2 separate regions of the Mus musculus genome follow, and region 2 is linked to region 1. A link is a loop called in an ENCODE intact Hi-C map of the cell type or tissue named here. Cell type or tissue: left cerebral cortex. All regions are shown on one strand.

The links. A loop is a pair of places that touch in the nucleus more often than their neighbours do. Peaks named below come from ENCODE experiments on the same cell type or tissue, not always from the same donor. Only the 100,000 strongest peaks of a DNase experiment are listed, where the experiment ranks them.
Region 2: it touches region 1 in a loop (4-fold over the local background); 4 of 42 quality-filtered maps call a loop at or near these places.

What each region holds. Positions count from the first base shown.
Region 1 is chr13:46,038,952-46,046,951 of GRCm38, forward strand. No RefSeq gene overlaps it. Among named protein-coding and RNA genes, the nearest start is that of Gm45949, 18 kb to the right of the region's middle. In left cerebral cortex, no CTCF peak of the experiment used is centred here; DNase peaks (open chromatin) are centred at 165, 1,314, 1,777, 1,936 and 3 more places; H3K4me3 peaks cover 418 bases; H3K27ac peaks cover 2,335 bases.
Region 2 is chr13:46,093,572-46,101,571 of GRCm38, forward strand. No RefSeq gene overlaps it. Among named protein-coding and RNA genes, the nearest start is that of Gm45949, 36 kb to the left of the region's middle. In left cerebral cortex, no CTCF peak of the experiment used is centred here; DNase peaks (open chromatin) are centred at 2,973, 3,362, 4,693 and 5,246; H3K27ac peaks cover 1,837 bases.

The DNA of each region.
Region 1 (8,000 bases):
TTCTCTTACATTCCCGGATTCTAATGGGTCTATTAACTGAGAGTCTTCTCTAAACTCTGAAAGAAAACCCCAAAGCAGCTGTAATTACTATGTGGAGCCCCTTCCTGGGCATCTGAGAGGGGACTGACTGCTGATCAATGCTGGAACCCCGGAACAGAACAAATTGGTCCCACAAGCTGCGAGTGACAGCCTCTCTGAATGCAGCTGCTTTCTTCATTAGGCACCTAAAAATAGCCCCATCCTCACAGGCTGGTTTGCTGTGAGACTTCTGCCACATCCATTTGTCTGTTTCATTCAGAGTTTCGGTACGTCTCTGACACCCCGGTACTATTTCAGATGAAAAGTCCACTGAAGACGCGTTTCTTTGCCCCCACCTCCACCCTCCAGCACACCCTCCAGATCTCCAGGGCTATCCAGCGCTGTTGTGTACCAGGGAGGCTCTATGAATCTTCCTGCATCTTCGCCATCTCCATCTGTGTCAGCCAATTGCTAGGAAAGATCTACAACCGTTACTGTTTTTGTTTTTTTTTTTCCCCACCAAGGAAATGTTCATTACACATGTCCTTTTCTTTCTTTTGTCAGGGATGATGGCTCATGAAAAATTGGGTACAACTACGCCACCCTTTCCAGCTGACTTGAGGTTATATTAAGTTTTCCATTCAGACTTCACTGAGAAGAGACACGACTTCTTTGTCCTCTAAGGGCTGGTTGTGTGTGAGAGGCCAGTGCCTAGGCCTATTTCTGTGCCAACATCTAAATAAGATACAGGGGGCTGCGGAGATGGCTCAATGTCTATACAGCACTTGCTGTGAAAATGTGAGGACCTGGGTTCGAATCCCCAGAGCCCTGTTGAAAAAGAAAGCAAGATGCAGTAACATCAATTTGTAATCCCAGTGTAATCCCAGTGGAGCTAGCCACACATCTGTGTACGCTATGGGCTATCCCTGCCCTCCCCACCTTATCTCCTGGAAAAGTTGCCTTTGTATTTTCTTGGAGGTAGCACCATGGGTTGCAGGAAGGTGACTTCCTCGGGCAGTCGGTAGCAACCTTTATCCTTCTCACTTTCAGAATCCAGAGCACCGAGGAAACAAAGGGAGAAAAACCAAGATTGAATTAAATCAAATGGATGCTTTACACTATCCATTTATCCAAGTCTCCTCTTCCTGGACCCCCACGGCACAGGCCTACCTACCCACAATGGGAGGAATTACTTATAATTAAAATCCGGAAAAATAAACCTCCACCATAAGCTCAGCCACACTGTATGCACACTGGTATATATAACTGGATGAATTCAATGCCTTTAATAGGACTGAAAATCCTCAAGATGAGAGCTAATGTTGCTATGGAAACGTCGCATGCCTTAACTGCAGGACTCGGTTTAAATTTGCAAACTTAGTACCACATTAGCTTTTTTCATATTGGGTTTCTGGTTGATCTTTTTGGAAGATAAAAGAAGAAAAACAACATGTCCTGCTAGTTGCTCTTGTTACATTCACAGCTAAAGGAGAAGGTGGTTTGTAATCATCCATTGCTCCCCTACACATGCATATATATGTATATCCATATATATGCATGTGTATATATTATATATCATATATTATACATTACCCAAATGTGATACAGATTTCTCATATATTACCCATATGATATATTTTATACACACACATACACACCACACACATATCACACACACAAACACACATACTACCAGCACACACAGAAGGAAGCCACCACAAAGAGATTATGTAAGAGTTAGGCAGGGTGAAGGTTTTGTAGCTGAGCAAGATGAATTCAGCTTCAAGGTTTTCAAAAAATTCCCATGATTTTCTTGTTCTCATAGAATTATACGTCCAAAGCTTGGCTCAATCGCTAATGGCTCTTGCATTGAAAAGTCCTAATTTTCCAGAGCTCAGAGCCCTTTAGAGAATCACAAAGGCAAGAGCAAGAGAGCCCAAAGGGCTGACATTGCCTGCAGCCCTGTGCTCATTCACGGACACCGTGTACTCTGCCAAAAAACAAAATTGGGACCCGCAGAGAAGCAACAAGGAGAGAGCACCATTTGGGAAATCGCTCAGGTTATTATTATTCAGGAGATAGAGTGTCACTGTCCCCACCTCTTCTCCAGCCCCTGCCTGTTGCTGCTCTTGACCTGGCTCACGGTAATCACTGACAGCTCTAACAAACTGGCTGGCACTCTTCTGGCTTTATGGTCAGGGGGGGATATGGGGGCCAGAGTTCACCTTAACAACCTCACACCTCCCCTCCGTGTTCCCACCAAGGGGTGACAGCCAAGCCCACCCCACATGACTCTTGCAAGAAATGATAGAGATGACATATGCAAACCCCTGGGTACCTTGCCTAGAATCAAGGGGTACTTCAAGAAATCCTGCTTCCCTGCAGGTGAGAACCGTGCACTGTCAGAGTCTTTGGGGACACTGGAGAGGCATACTGGACTTGGTATGTGTCTGCTGGGGACACTGGAGAGGCACACTGGACTTGGTATGTGTCCGCTGAGTCTTTACGGATTCACAGATGCCCTTTCTTCTCTCACACCCCTCCTCCCCTTGGTTGGTTTTGATTGAATTCTGTTTCTAGTCTACTTACTCAGTCAATTATTTGTCTTGAGTGCTTTGGCTTCTTTTCTCCTAATATCCTAGTGGCTACCACAGGCCAGATATATTATGCATACTTAATTGGTGTAAGAGTGAGTTGGGGGGGGGGTGTGCATAATTTTACAGAGTCTCTAGGCTTTTCTTAGAATTCAATACAAAATTCTGTACAGAGCTTAGCAGAGGTGATTGGCATCCTGAAGCCCAAGCTTCCGGGGTTTTAGACCAGACCCAGCTTTGTCTGAGGAAGCAAGCTGGACCAAGACTCATCGTTTATTAGTCATTTCTAATTAACATTAGCCTGCTGTTCGCTGTGTGTGAACTTCAGCTGAACTAGCTGCAGCCTGACGTTCGGTCTCCCACCCGCTTCAAGTCCTATGCTAGGTCACCTTAGATCTGCTTCTTAAGATACTGACCAGCAGAGGAAGCCATTGCTCCCACAAGGTGTGTCCAGCCATCGTGGAGTGGACCGTCAGAAGGCTCTGCCCTCAATATGGAAAACCTGCAACCTTAGTTTCATTAGTGATAATCTATCCATTAGCCTTCCAGAGCTGTGAAAACTAAATCTCACAGCCTGGCTGATTTACACATTGCTTAATTATTTCCCAGAATTCTTGAGGAGGCTTGCAAGTCTAACGTCTATGGCTGATTTCTCCCGGCTGTCCTCAGGCGGCCTTCCTTCTGTGTGTGCAACAAGGGCAAGATTACTTTGCTGTCCCTCTTCTGATAAGCCGCTAGCCTTGTGGATCAAGGCCCTGCCAAGTCGGTGATCCTATTTCCGTATTGTTTATGTTCAAATGGCCAGGTGATCAAATGGCTTCACGTGAGCATAGAACACAGGTCTACTGCAGGGGAAATGGCTTCCTTGGCCTGTGATTCAGCTTTGCTTCCTAGCCTTTCCTTCCTTTTCTCGGCCTTACATGGCTTCTCTGCTCGCTTCCTCTCTTCTCCCTCCTTCTCCCTCTGCTCTTCTCTCCACCCTCCCTCTTCTTCCCTCTCCTCTCCCCCTCCCACTCGTCCCTCCTCCACCTTCAATGGTATACTTAAACCCAGTGGCCCCTAGTCCTTTCGATGGCACTCAGTGTCTGTGTCCAGTTTCCACAAATTGAAACGGTCGACTAATGGGTAAAGCACAGACAAGCAAGGAAAGCAGACTCGATTGGGAAGGGATGTTTGTGTGAAGGTAGGCGTCATGTCCAAGATATGTGGTGTTATTACAGAACTGTGGGGAAGAAGGGACCCCCTCCCCCCCCCCACCCCGCGCCCACTGGATCAGAGCCCTGTGTAGAGTAAGAAATACCTCATGTAATGTTTTTTCAAATCATCATGTAAATTGGAAGTATTGCTCAAATTAATTCTAATGAGGTTCGGGGTGGGGGTGGGGGGTAAAAAAGCAAAACAAAACAAGTAACAACCAAAACTCTTTAATAAAGTGTTCTAAAAAGAAAAAGGAGAAAAAAAAAAAAAGAAAGGGAAAAAGAAAAGAAAGAATTATCGCCCACTTCTGCACTTCCTGCTTTTGGCAGGGACTGGGAGTGGAAGTCTGAAAACACTGTGAGACAGTCTGTTCTCATGGTATTTCTAGCTGAGAACAGGAAGGAGGGGAACTCTGTGAGAGAGCCTGTTTTGCAGTGATTAGCAGGCCAAAGAAGTTTCGCTGGGCACCGAAGCTTGACAACCCCCGTGAGATCGTCACCTTTATTGGGTCAGCCTACGAGATCTTTGCCGGAAGCAGAGCTATCACCAAGGAGACAAGCAGCGCGTGACACTACTCCTAGGTGGCCACCTCTCTCTAGCCAGAGTTAGGCACCAGAGACGGAGATGGGACCCACTGTGGCCCCTACCCTTCCCTTCCCGAGCCTATGAGGGAGTTAGAAAGATAACGTATCCATAAATGAAAAAATATTTGGAAATCGAAACCGTGCACACTCTGCTATGCCAACTGGGCAGACAATGCTAGGTAGGTGCCCCTCCTTGCGCTGCGCAGGGCTCCCTGTGGGCTTGCATTTGTGCCCCACCCAACCTCGGTACTCTACCCGCTCCTTGCTGGAATAGTCTGCACCTTCAGGCAAAGCTCGTTTCTAGACTAATTGTCTTGCCCATCTCCAGTCACAACAGACTTCCCTGTGTGTGATGTCAATGAGTCACGGAGGCTGAGTCACGTTAGCAATAAGCACGGGATGATTAATGCCTATTGATTGGCTGGGCGTGCTGGAACCAGAATGATTCCAAAGTCTAGACGGGCTCGTACTGTCCCCTAATTACCTGCGTAGGGTTCTGTGCTCTGGTGCCTAACGCTGCAGTAGGCATTCCAGGGAACGCCCTATGGTCAGTATAACTCCAATTAGATGGCATAAATTCCCTGAAGGCATGTACCAATGATGTCTTTACAGGCAAGACCAATCCAGGGCTTAGAGGGAGAGGTCAGGTGTTTCTACCACGCTTTCTCTGAATGCTCAAGGAGGAAGGAGGGGGAAGGGATGAGATTCCCCCCTTCTGAGATCATCCTTCACTTATCATTGAGAATACTGCCTGGGAAAAGATTTTATTTGATGTTTCCCTTTGATGAATTGTACTGATAAAGATGTTCTCCTAACAAAGGACTCGAATTCCAAGCTTGGCTGAAACAGCCATTGCTATGTGTAATTAATTATTTAAACCCAGAGAGTATGCTTACACAGTGAGAAAGATAACATTTGCTAAGGGTCATTTCCACTTAGGGCCCGCCACAATGAATTTACTATGACTTTTGTTTTGTGGGGTTTTTTGTTTTGTTTTGTTTGTTTGCTTGCTTGCTTGTTTATTTCTAAAGAGTTTCACTAAGTAGCCAAGGATGGCCTGTTGATCCTCCTGCCTCAGCCTCCTTAGTGTTGGATTTATCCAGTTAACAATGATATTTTGAGTAATGTGGCGACTTGATATACCCAACCAAGTAAGAGGATGGAGGAAGGAGTTCAGGGTTAGCATAGATTTCAGGATATGTCTATGTTGACATTTTCCAGATCTCTGTGTAAACCTAGGGTGGCTTCATGACTTTTTTTATCTTTCATGCTGGGGATATGGTAACTCAGAAGATGCACACATGAGAACACCATGCCTGTGTCAGGCAGTACAGAGAGTAATACACCCAAATGGTACAAGAAGGTGAGAGAAACAGGAGATAAGTATAAAACTCGGCGGTCCTTAGCATCCCAGATCAGACTGCTGACTCAGGACTGGCTTGTCTGGTGGGTTGGTTTGGTTGCTGTTTTAAAATAACATATCTTTAGAAAACTACATACATGTTCATTGTAGTAGATATAGAACTGAGACTGGAACAAAGGTGAATGTCTATGTCATTCAGAGGCGACCTATTGATCTTTATCACTGAAGTCAGTTTTTGGAGCACCTTATGCGTGTACAAGTAACAACAGGATCCCTTTGCATTGTTGGTCTTCACAATCTGCAGGTTCAGCATTGACAGATTTCACCAACCCTGGAAGGAAATGTTGGGAAAGAGATTGTGTCTGCACACTGAACATGCACAGATCCACTCCCACCCCGTCATCTCTAAACAATGCAGTATGACAAATGTTTGCATAGCATTTGCATTGTATTAAGCCATTGTGAGGAACTTAGAGATTAGTTAAAATATGTGAGAGGGTTAGAAACTCAGTTCAGGGGCAGAGCACTTACCTAACACACATGAGACCCTTGGTTTGAGTCCCAGCACCACACACACAGACACACTCACACACAGACACACACACTCATACACAGACACACACACTCAGACACAGACACACACACTCAGACACAGACACACAGACACACACATTCATACACAGGCACACACACACACTCACACACATATACACACAGAAACACAGACACATACACACACACACACACACATAGACACATAGACACACACTCATACACAGACACACACACACTCATACACAGACACACACACTCATACACAGATACACACACTCAGACACAGACACACACACAGACACACACATCATACACAGGCACACACACACTCACACACATATACACACAGACACACAGACACATACACACATACACACTCACACACACAGACACATAGACACACACTCATACACAGACACACACACACTCATACACAGACACACACACACTCATACACAGACACACACACACTCACACACTCATATATGGGAGAGTGGATATGGTGGTTTGAATGGCCCCTATAGGCTCGTAGATTGGAATGATTGGTAACTAGGGAGTGGGCCACTTTGATAGGATTAGAAGGATTAGGAGGTGTGGCCTTGTTGGAGGAAATGTGTCACTGGGAGTGGGCTTTGAAGTTTTAAAAGCCCATACCAGGCCCAGGTTCTTCCTCTGATTGTAGATCAAGATATAGCTCTCAACTACTTCTCCAGCACCATTCCTGTCTGCTGCTATGCTCCCTGCCTTGATGATAAGAGACCAAGCCTCTGAAACGGTAACCAAGCCCCCAATTAAATGCCTTCGTTTAAGAGTTGCTATTGGATGGATCACACGGCCCCCAATGGAGGAACTAGAGAAAGTACCCAAGGAGCTAAAGGGATCTGCAACCCTATAGGTGGATCAACATTATGAACTAACCAGTACCCCGGAGCTCTTGACTCTAGCTGCATATGTATCAAAAGATGGCCTAGTCGGCCATCACTGGAAAGAGAGGCCCATTGGACACGCAAACTGTATATGCCCCAGTACAGGGGAACGCCAGGGCCAAAAAAAAAAAAAAACGGGAATGAGTGGGTAGGGAAGAGGGGGGGGGTAATGGGGGACTTTTGGTATAGCATTGGAAATGTAATTGAGGAAAATATGTAATAAAAAAAAAGAGTTGCCTTGGTCATAATGTCTCTTCAAAGCAATAGAATATTGACTAAGACAATGGATGTGGATTACATTATATTAAAAAAAAACAAACCACCTCATCAATTTATATAAGGGACTTGAACATCTGTACGCTTTGGTATCTGTGGGGCCTAATTAGATTTAACCTTCTGTAGCTATGGAAAGACTGACATTTATACTCATTTACAAATCTTTGGTTCCCATCAAACAATAGCCCGTGATTCTTTCCCTACATAATTTGAAGTCCTTCTTCGAGCTACTTTGTAATGGTGTCATAATGTACTGTCTAGTGGCTACACCACATTGCATGTGTTGAGTCTCCTAGACTAGGAATGAAGAATTGTTTTTGGCCTACTACTATTATGCACAATTTTGGAATGAACATAATTGTCGTCAAGTATTCACACATCTCCTTGATGATTTCCTTAGGAGAGACCCCAAGAAGTGAAATGGCAACATTATAGGTATGGCTACCAGAATAGGTAAATAAAAATTGCTATATATTTAAGCAACCCT
Region 2 (8,000 bases), 55 kb after region 1:
ATGAGACAGGGAGAGGGAGATAGAGAGATAGAGGTAGAAAAGTGGAGATAGATAGATAGATAGATAGATAGATAGACAGATAGATAGATAGACAGATAGATAGATATGTAAGTAGGTGAATAGATATGTAGATAGATAGATAGATAGATAGATAGATAGATAGATAGACAGATAGATAGAAGATAAATATGTAGGTAGGTGAATAGATAGATATGTAGATAGAGATAGATAGATAGATAGATAGATAGATAGATAGATAGATAGATAGATAGATAGATAGACTTTTTATATTAGAGGTACTCTGGTCTGGTCCACCTGTAGTTATTTGTGGCTGTACCAAAGGGGAAGAGATGGCTGGAGATGAGAGGTTCACAGAGGGCTCACAGACCACACTCCGTCCACTCTTGCATCCGTGTAGGTAGCTGAAAGTACTCCTATTGACCTGCCTGAGTTAATCAATGTCTCTTCTCCCAGTCCCTCCACCTGGAGGCGTGTTCATGGGAAGTGGAGTGACTGAGGAGGTAGTGGTCAGGAAGAGGAAGAAAACCAGAGCCCCAAATTGATTAAATGGCTCCCATATGACCACCAGCTTGTGGGGAGATGGAAGGTGGTTTTAAACCCCCCATAGATCTCGGTTGACAGGAGTCTCCCGTCACAGGTCAGATCTGCCTCTCTCAACACAGGGAAATGAGTGAGCAGCTATTTTTGGATTGTTTACTTCTTGTCTGTTAGGATGGTGCTGCCTAGAAGTTTGAGAAGAGTCTTTTTGTGGTACTAATGGAAACACCTATTGATCACACGAAGAAACGAGAATCAGATCCACTTTGCAGGTCTTTTAAAGTACCATAAACTCACCAGGCCTCTTGTGGTGTTCCACAACGACAAGGTAGCATTTGGACAGATTTTCCAACATTTTGGAACCTTTTTTTTAAACAAAACAAAACAAAAAAACAAATGTGTGTTGCCACATGAGTGCTTTTCAATCACCTTGCCATTTTTAAAGTTCTTGAAGTGAAAGGAAAGAAATTCTAAGTGTTTATCATCGAGACTCTTAGGGCCACTTAGCTGGGAAATATTGCAGACCTAACACAACCATAGTCAGCCTTTCCAAGACAAGGGGGATAAAGAGGTCCACTTGGGTGCCCTCTGATGAGTAAACAAACAGACAAAAACAAGTAAACAAACAACCTCCCCACCCCAGTTCTGCATCTGAATTATTTACTGACATTCAAGCTCTGCTAGCCCTTTTGACACTCCTGTGTGATTCTTCGTTGTCCCGAGCTTTCTGGATTTTACTATTCCATGCTGACCACGCCCAGTGAGAGGACTGGCACCCATACTCAGTCAAAAGAGAAAGTCCACCACATTAAGCAGGAATAAATGGAAAAATTTTGTGTATAGATTATAAGGGCCTGGTAGAGTGTGACCTTTAGCAAGTTGGGGGGACCATGGGAACACTGTGGACAGTGAAAGATCCCTGCTGAGAGTTTAGGGCATGAAGCCCTCTTCTAGACTATCTTTCTTCCTCTCTGTGATCTCGCAAGGAAGGTGAGATGATATTACTATCCCACTGTTATTTCTCAGGTTTGGAGATGGTGTGGTTTTGCTAGACTGGGTACTGTCAAGGATAAAACTGAATCTCTGATCCAAGCAGTAAGTGGTTGTGACAACTAGTGTTGATTTTCAATTTGACAGGATTTGGAATCACCGAAGAGACAGATCTTCCAGCACACTGGCGAGGGATTATTTAAAGCAGTGTAGTCTCTGGGCATGACCGTGAGGGATTTTTCTTGATTAAGTTATTCAAGAGGGGGAGAACCATCCTAAAACTGAGCTTGTGTCCTGGTCTGCATAACAGAAAGGGGAAGCTTAGCATAGGTATTCACTACCCTGCTCCCTGACTGTAGATGCAATATGACCAGCTACCTCAAAGTCCTGACACCCACACCCCCTCACCATGATGGAGGTGGGATTCCTTTCTCTTGTGAATTGGTTTCATCATGATGTTTTATGACCATAACAGGAAAGGAAGTTAACTCATTGGTGTTTGAGAAATTTGATAAAGAAGTAAGTAGCTTGAAGTTTATTTTTAATTAATCATTTTATTCATTTACATTTCAAATAATATTCCCCTTCCTGGTAGCCCCTCCACAACCCCCCCCCCCATTTTGCCTTCCTTCCTCCCCCTCCCCTTTGCCTCCACCCACTCACCCATTCCAGTGTCACTGTTCTAGCATCCCCCTACGCTGGGGCATCAAGCCTCCATAGGAACAAGGGCCTCCCCTCCCATTGGTGTCAGATAACGCCATGCTCTGCTCTATATGTATCTGGAGCCATGGATCATTCCATGTATACTCTTTGATGAGTAGTTTAGTCCCTGGAGCTCTGGGCGGTCCAGTTAGTTGATATTGTTCTTCTTATGGGGTTGCAATCCCCTTCAGCTCCTTTAGTCCTTCCCCTAGCTCTTCCATTGGGGTCCCCAGCTCGGTCCAATGGTTGGCTGTGAGTATCTATCTGCTTCTGTATTGGTCAGGTACTGGTAGAACCTCTCAGGAACAGCCATACCAGGCTCCTGTCAGCAAGGGTTTCTTGGCATCAGTAATAGAGTAAGGGTTTGGTATCTGCAGATGGGATGGATCCCTAGGTGGGGTGGTCTCTGGATGGCCATTCCTTCAGTCTCTGTTCAAAGGAGGGAATCCTTTAACACCAGCTGAAGAAATCCATGCAATGGATTTTAAAGTTAGACATCTAAAAGGATTAACTCCCAGGACAATGGTTTGACTTGTTATGAGTCTCTGTGATGAAAGAGAGGAGGAGATGGTCTCTGGAGCTAAAAACAGGTGCCAAGCCTCCACGAGTCTTTCTCTTCCTCTGACAGATCCATGAGTAATTGACTTCATTTACCAAACAGGCTGAGCACAACGTAAAATTATGCTACTCATCTGAACTGAAAAATCTCCTCTGTTTTCCTGCATAGTCTCAGAGCGCCATGTGTGAGAGAACGCGACAGAATAGAAACTGATTATGCAAAATGAGAGAGAGGAGAGAGAACTGCATCTCTTGGTGGCATGTGGCAGCCTGGCGGGGAAGGCAGAGCCCAGGGACATTGGGTGCTATCTCTGACGACCATGTGTCACAAGCTGAGTGGCAGGATGGAGCTAGGATATGGGCTTATGTGTCCTTCCACACAGCCCTCTATGTTGTGTACGAGTTACACACAGGTGTTCCTCACACTTTCAGAGAGGCATCTGAGGGGCGACTCAAACACCCACGTGAAGGTAAGGAGGACCACACTATTCATTATTTCTTTTTTTTTTCCCCTGCTTTGTGGCGTTTTTCCCAGAGTCTCCATTCTGGTCTTTACAGCTCCTTCTAGAGATTTGAATATTCCTTAAGAACCCAGCCCACTCAGCACAGCAATTGCAAGAGCTTTGAAGAGGACGGAAGAGGTTACTTGATTACATAGAGAGGTGATAAGGAGGTGGCAGCACTCTGAGAGTCTAGACAGAACAGGGAATCAAAGTGATGGTCTAAAGATAAGCCTGATTGTTCAGGATGTCTACCAAACCAGTGCGAGCCTAGGAGCTATCCAGGGTCCTGGCTTCCTCCTCCCTCACCTCAGGGTCTTGCTGCGTTGGAGGCTAGAGCAAATCCCTGCTGTGGGCGTGGCTTCAGCTTGAATTCATTCCAGCTTGCTTCCCCTTTCAGTGTTCTGCTAGACCTCAGTGATCCCAGAACCAACCACTTGCAAGCCTCGGGCTTCATCTGATTTGGATAGCCAGCTCCATCTGATGCCACCTGCACTGTGGTGTTAATTAAGAACAGGCGGTTTCCTGGACATTTCTCAGTAACTGTATTTACACAGGGACACACACACACACACACACACACCCCACAGGTGCTCACATCATTAGGCTGTGCTGTATTTTTAGATACATTTTTGCATAAGCACACTGCACTGAACTCATGTACAGCAAATAGATCATGCCTTAATACCTGACCTCTCCCCAAAGTTTGTGTATATATATATATATATATATATATATATATATATATATATATATGACTGAATTCAGAAACTAATAAAACTCAGCATACAAAATCCTGTGCCCTGGAGGAAGGTTTGAAGACCTATGTAAGGAAATCTGTATACTGATGCCTAACTGTAATCATGGCTATAAAGAAGTACCACAAAAAGTGTCATGATCTCAAGGCTGGCACTTTGACTACAGGCATTTGATTCTCTGCCCCTTTATCACCTTCTGAATTGACGACAGGATTCTAAGGACCATGTCTCAGGGCATAGGGACTTGCCTTATTCAGATCTTGGAAAATCTGAACACTAAAATAATTAAGCAGAGTAAGAGATCACAAGCCACTGGGGGTGGGCGGGGCGGAGATTACAAAACCACCTGTCCATGCTGAACCTAAGGGGAAAGGTAATTCAAGGAGAAGAAAGCATTCTTCCTTATTGCCAAGTCTCCAAGACCAATTGGTAAACACCATCATTTTGTAAGCATTATGTTAAAGACTGGAGCAGACAGAAGTGTCACTGAATGCTAAGTCCCATGGGGAAACTTTGAAAAGCAGGATATTTTCACGGTTTAAAAGTGTACGTGTGTGGGAAGAAGAGTTTTCTGAAATACAGAAATGTTGGCTGGCAGTACCGGGGAACAGGTTGGCCATACCGGGCCCGAGGGAAAACTGGGTCGGCCCCAGACTCCTTCTTCATGGTCTTAAAATACAGGAGATATTGGAAGTGAGAGCCAAAGGCTGTAGAGAGGGGTGGTGATTCATGAATTCTATATGAAGCCAGATCATTGTTCTGAGAAGGGAACATAATGTTATTTTAAGCTATGCAATGACTTAAAAAAATATACAACTCATGGATTCTTTTTGACAACGACTCTAGGTAACTGAGTGACTAACCAAAGAAAACACTCAGGAATGCAGACATTGCTGGCACAGAAGTGCTACAAGGGAGCATTTAAACCGTCGAAACAAGAGTTTCTTTAACACTTTGAAGAATCTTTGAGGGAACCGAGTGCAAGATGTCATCGGTACTTGCAAAAAAAAAATTCTCAGCATGAAATAGTATTGATGCTATTAATGCCGTGTTAAAACAAGGAAGTGAAATATAAATTTGCATATTAACTCACCAAAATTTGGGGATTTAAGGGGAAAGAAGAGAGAAGTATATATTGATCGCAGTGCTTTGTGGGAGGTGGTATGAGTCACGAGACTGACAGGAAGGAGATGGCTCTCTCCAGTGCTGTAACTGGTGAGCGTTTGATGAAGCTGTGCTTAGGGTCTCATGGGATCTGGTGGGAGATGATGAATCACGCTAAGCGCTGTCACAGCAGGTGATTATAGCCAACTCCTAGGCCCTAAAGCACTGGTTCTCAAGCTTCCTAATTATTGTGACTTTTTAATACAGTTCCTAATGTTGTAGTGACTCCCCAACCGTAAAATCATCTTCATTGCTACTCCATAATTCTAATTTTGCTCTTGATATGAGTTATAATGTAAATATCTGATATGCAGGATATCTGATATGTGACCCCTGAAAAAGGGTCATGTGACACCCCCCAAAAGGGCCAAGACCCACAGGTTGGGACCTTAAAGGGTCTCAGGGAAGGAGAGAGTGCTGTAACTATGGGAACTGTGGCTTTAGCCATGACTTCATGAGAGCAATTACCTTAAGAGCCATCTTTAGGAGAAGAATATGGCACTGCCCACCCAACATCCTTCAGGAAGGGAGGTAGGAGGTGGTTACACTGGGTTTTCTTGCTTCACATTCTCCATCATCTGCCAGAGGCTACCAGTGGCTGAAGTCAAGGGGACCCTGTGGTTGAGGAATCCTACTGAAAACCCTAGAGGTCAGTCTCTGAGCCATCAGGATTTCATGAGTAACCACAGGACATTCAACATTGACAACAGATACCTTGATTGGGGTGAACGTTTTACTAGAGATATAGAGGAGATGAGGCAAATCAACTTGTCATGTAGTGTATTTCCTACTTCAGGAACTTAAAATTCATCCACATTCTAAACCTTGTAAGAACATTAGCGAAAAGTCCGTTTAACCCTATTCATTTTGAATATCTAAAACATATTTCATGGTGGACTCTGTCATTAGTGACAACTCTTCATACCCATGGAACTTTGGGAAATACAATCCTAACAGGTTCAAACATGTACTCTATACTCTACCAATCACAACTAATAAAAATTCATAAAGCAAAAAATAAAATAAAAAGATCCTCTAAAATTAAAAATCCTCATTGTGTTAAGCCAAAATATAAAGGATACAAGTCCTTTAGTAGAAAACAAAAGATGCTAAAAAGTTCAATTTCTAAAGAATGGAGTCAGCAAGAACTATATTTCAAATTTTACAAAAGCACCCATGTATTAGGAATTACATGTAAAGGAGTATTATTTGGGAGTGTACCAAAGTCTCTTGCTTTGGGATTTGCCTTTGCTTGGGCATGAAGATGTTCAAAGGAGATGAAAAGACCATTGTTGAAATGGAAGGGGAACATGAATGCTGAATTTCTAACATTTGCATCTAGAGATTTTAGCTGTATTGCTATGGAAAAGCATTGCGCTGTCTTTATACATCTCTCTCCTAAACATAGCAAGAGGTAGAGCTGGTGGGCCATTTTCACATCGTGCTTAGACTCCAGAGAAGAAGCATTTAATACAGAGGGAGTGCAAAGACAAGAAAGGCCATCCCTCTTGGTTCCCCAAAATGGGGAGAGAGTAGGGGTGGTGGAAATGGGAGACTTGGGCGGCACAAATGCGTCCTGATTCCCAGGCAGAGCACTGATTTGGGGGTGGGGGTAAGAGGATAAGGGATTGAGACTCTGTCTCCCTAGCAAGCTGAGGGAGACCCAGGAAACTAAATTTAAACACATTATGTTGGTAAGCAAATGAAGGGACTTAGTTTAGCTACATAGTAGTTCATGGGTTATGGACAGGATAGAGAGTTTCTAATATGCCCTATGGAGAGATGCCATAGGTAGCTAAGGGTACTATGTAGGGCAACCTGCCTCACTGGGTCTTTCTTTGTACCATGGCCTTCTCTTGAGGAGTATGAGGCTAGTGGTCAATCCTGAAGGAAAAGTGGGAGTGTTCATCAGAACACTTAGTCGTCTTGGGCCAGTGGGAGCTTAAAGCCCCACCATCAAGGGCAGGAGGGTACAATGCTTCAACTGTAGCACAGTATCCAGGAGATACTGTTGGGATCATTGTTCCCTAGCATTGACCAGTGATAACTCACAAGTCATCCGATCCCTATATTCACAGCCTTTACAATTGTGAGGATGTGGAAGACAGATTATGCACTCAGACGCTGTTTTGGAGTGGATATGGAAGGATATAGTGACCAACTATCCCCATTTGCCTGGGGCTGAGTGGCCAGGATGTGGGGATTTTAGTGCTCATACTGAGACACATATGAACACATATGAAACCAGTATAAGCCTATTACCCTACATGGGTAGCCATAGTCTGAAAGGTTGGATGCTATTTTCTCATATAGACTCAGCCTGAGGTGCTTGGAGACCATTTGAACTGATATACTGGAGTGATTCACCCAAATTGGGCTGCCATTTATTTTCTGGTCTTCCTGGTTCCATTCAGCTCTTGAGTACTAGAAGAGCAATTGCAGACCCATGAATGTCATTACACAACTGAAAGCAATAAAATAGAGCATGCAAAAGAAAAATCTATCCCCACAACAGCAAAAGTAAATAGTGTGACATAAAATATAAGAACAGCTTCTGGAGGAGGAATTTGTACAGAATTCACCATCCACCATGACAAATAGAGAATCACAGCTAAGACGGGCAGGCAACAGGGAGTGTCAGAGTGTGGCTTCCCACGCCCCACGACTTCTGAAGTTGATAACCTGGAGAGGTTGGCTGGCCAGAGTACCACAGCTTAAACCCAGCAGTTCTCTGAGACAACCAAAGGTTGAAGACCAGATACAATTTGTA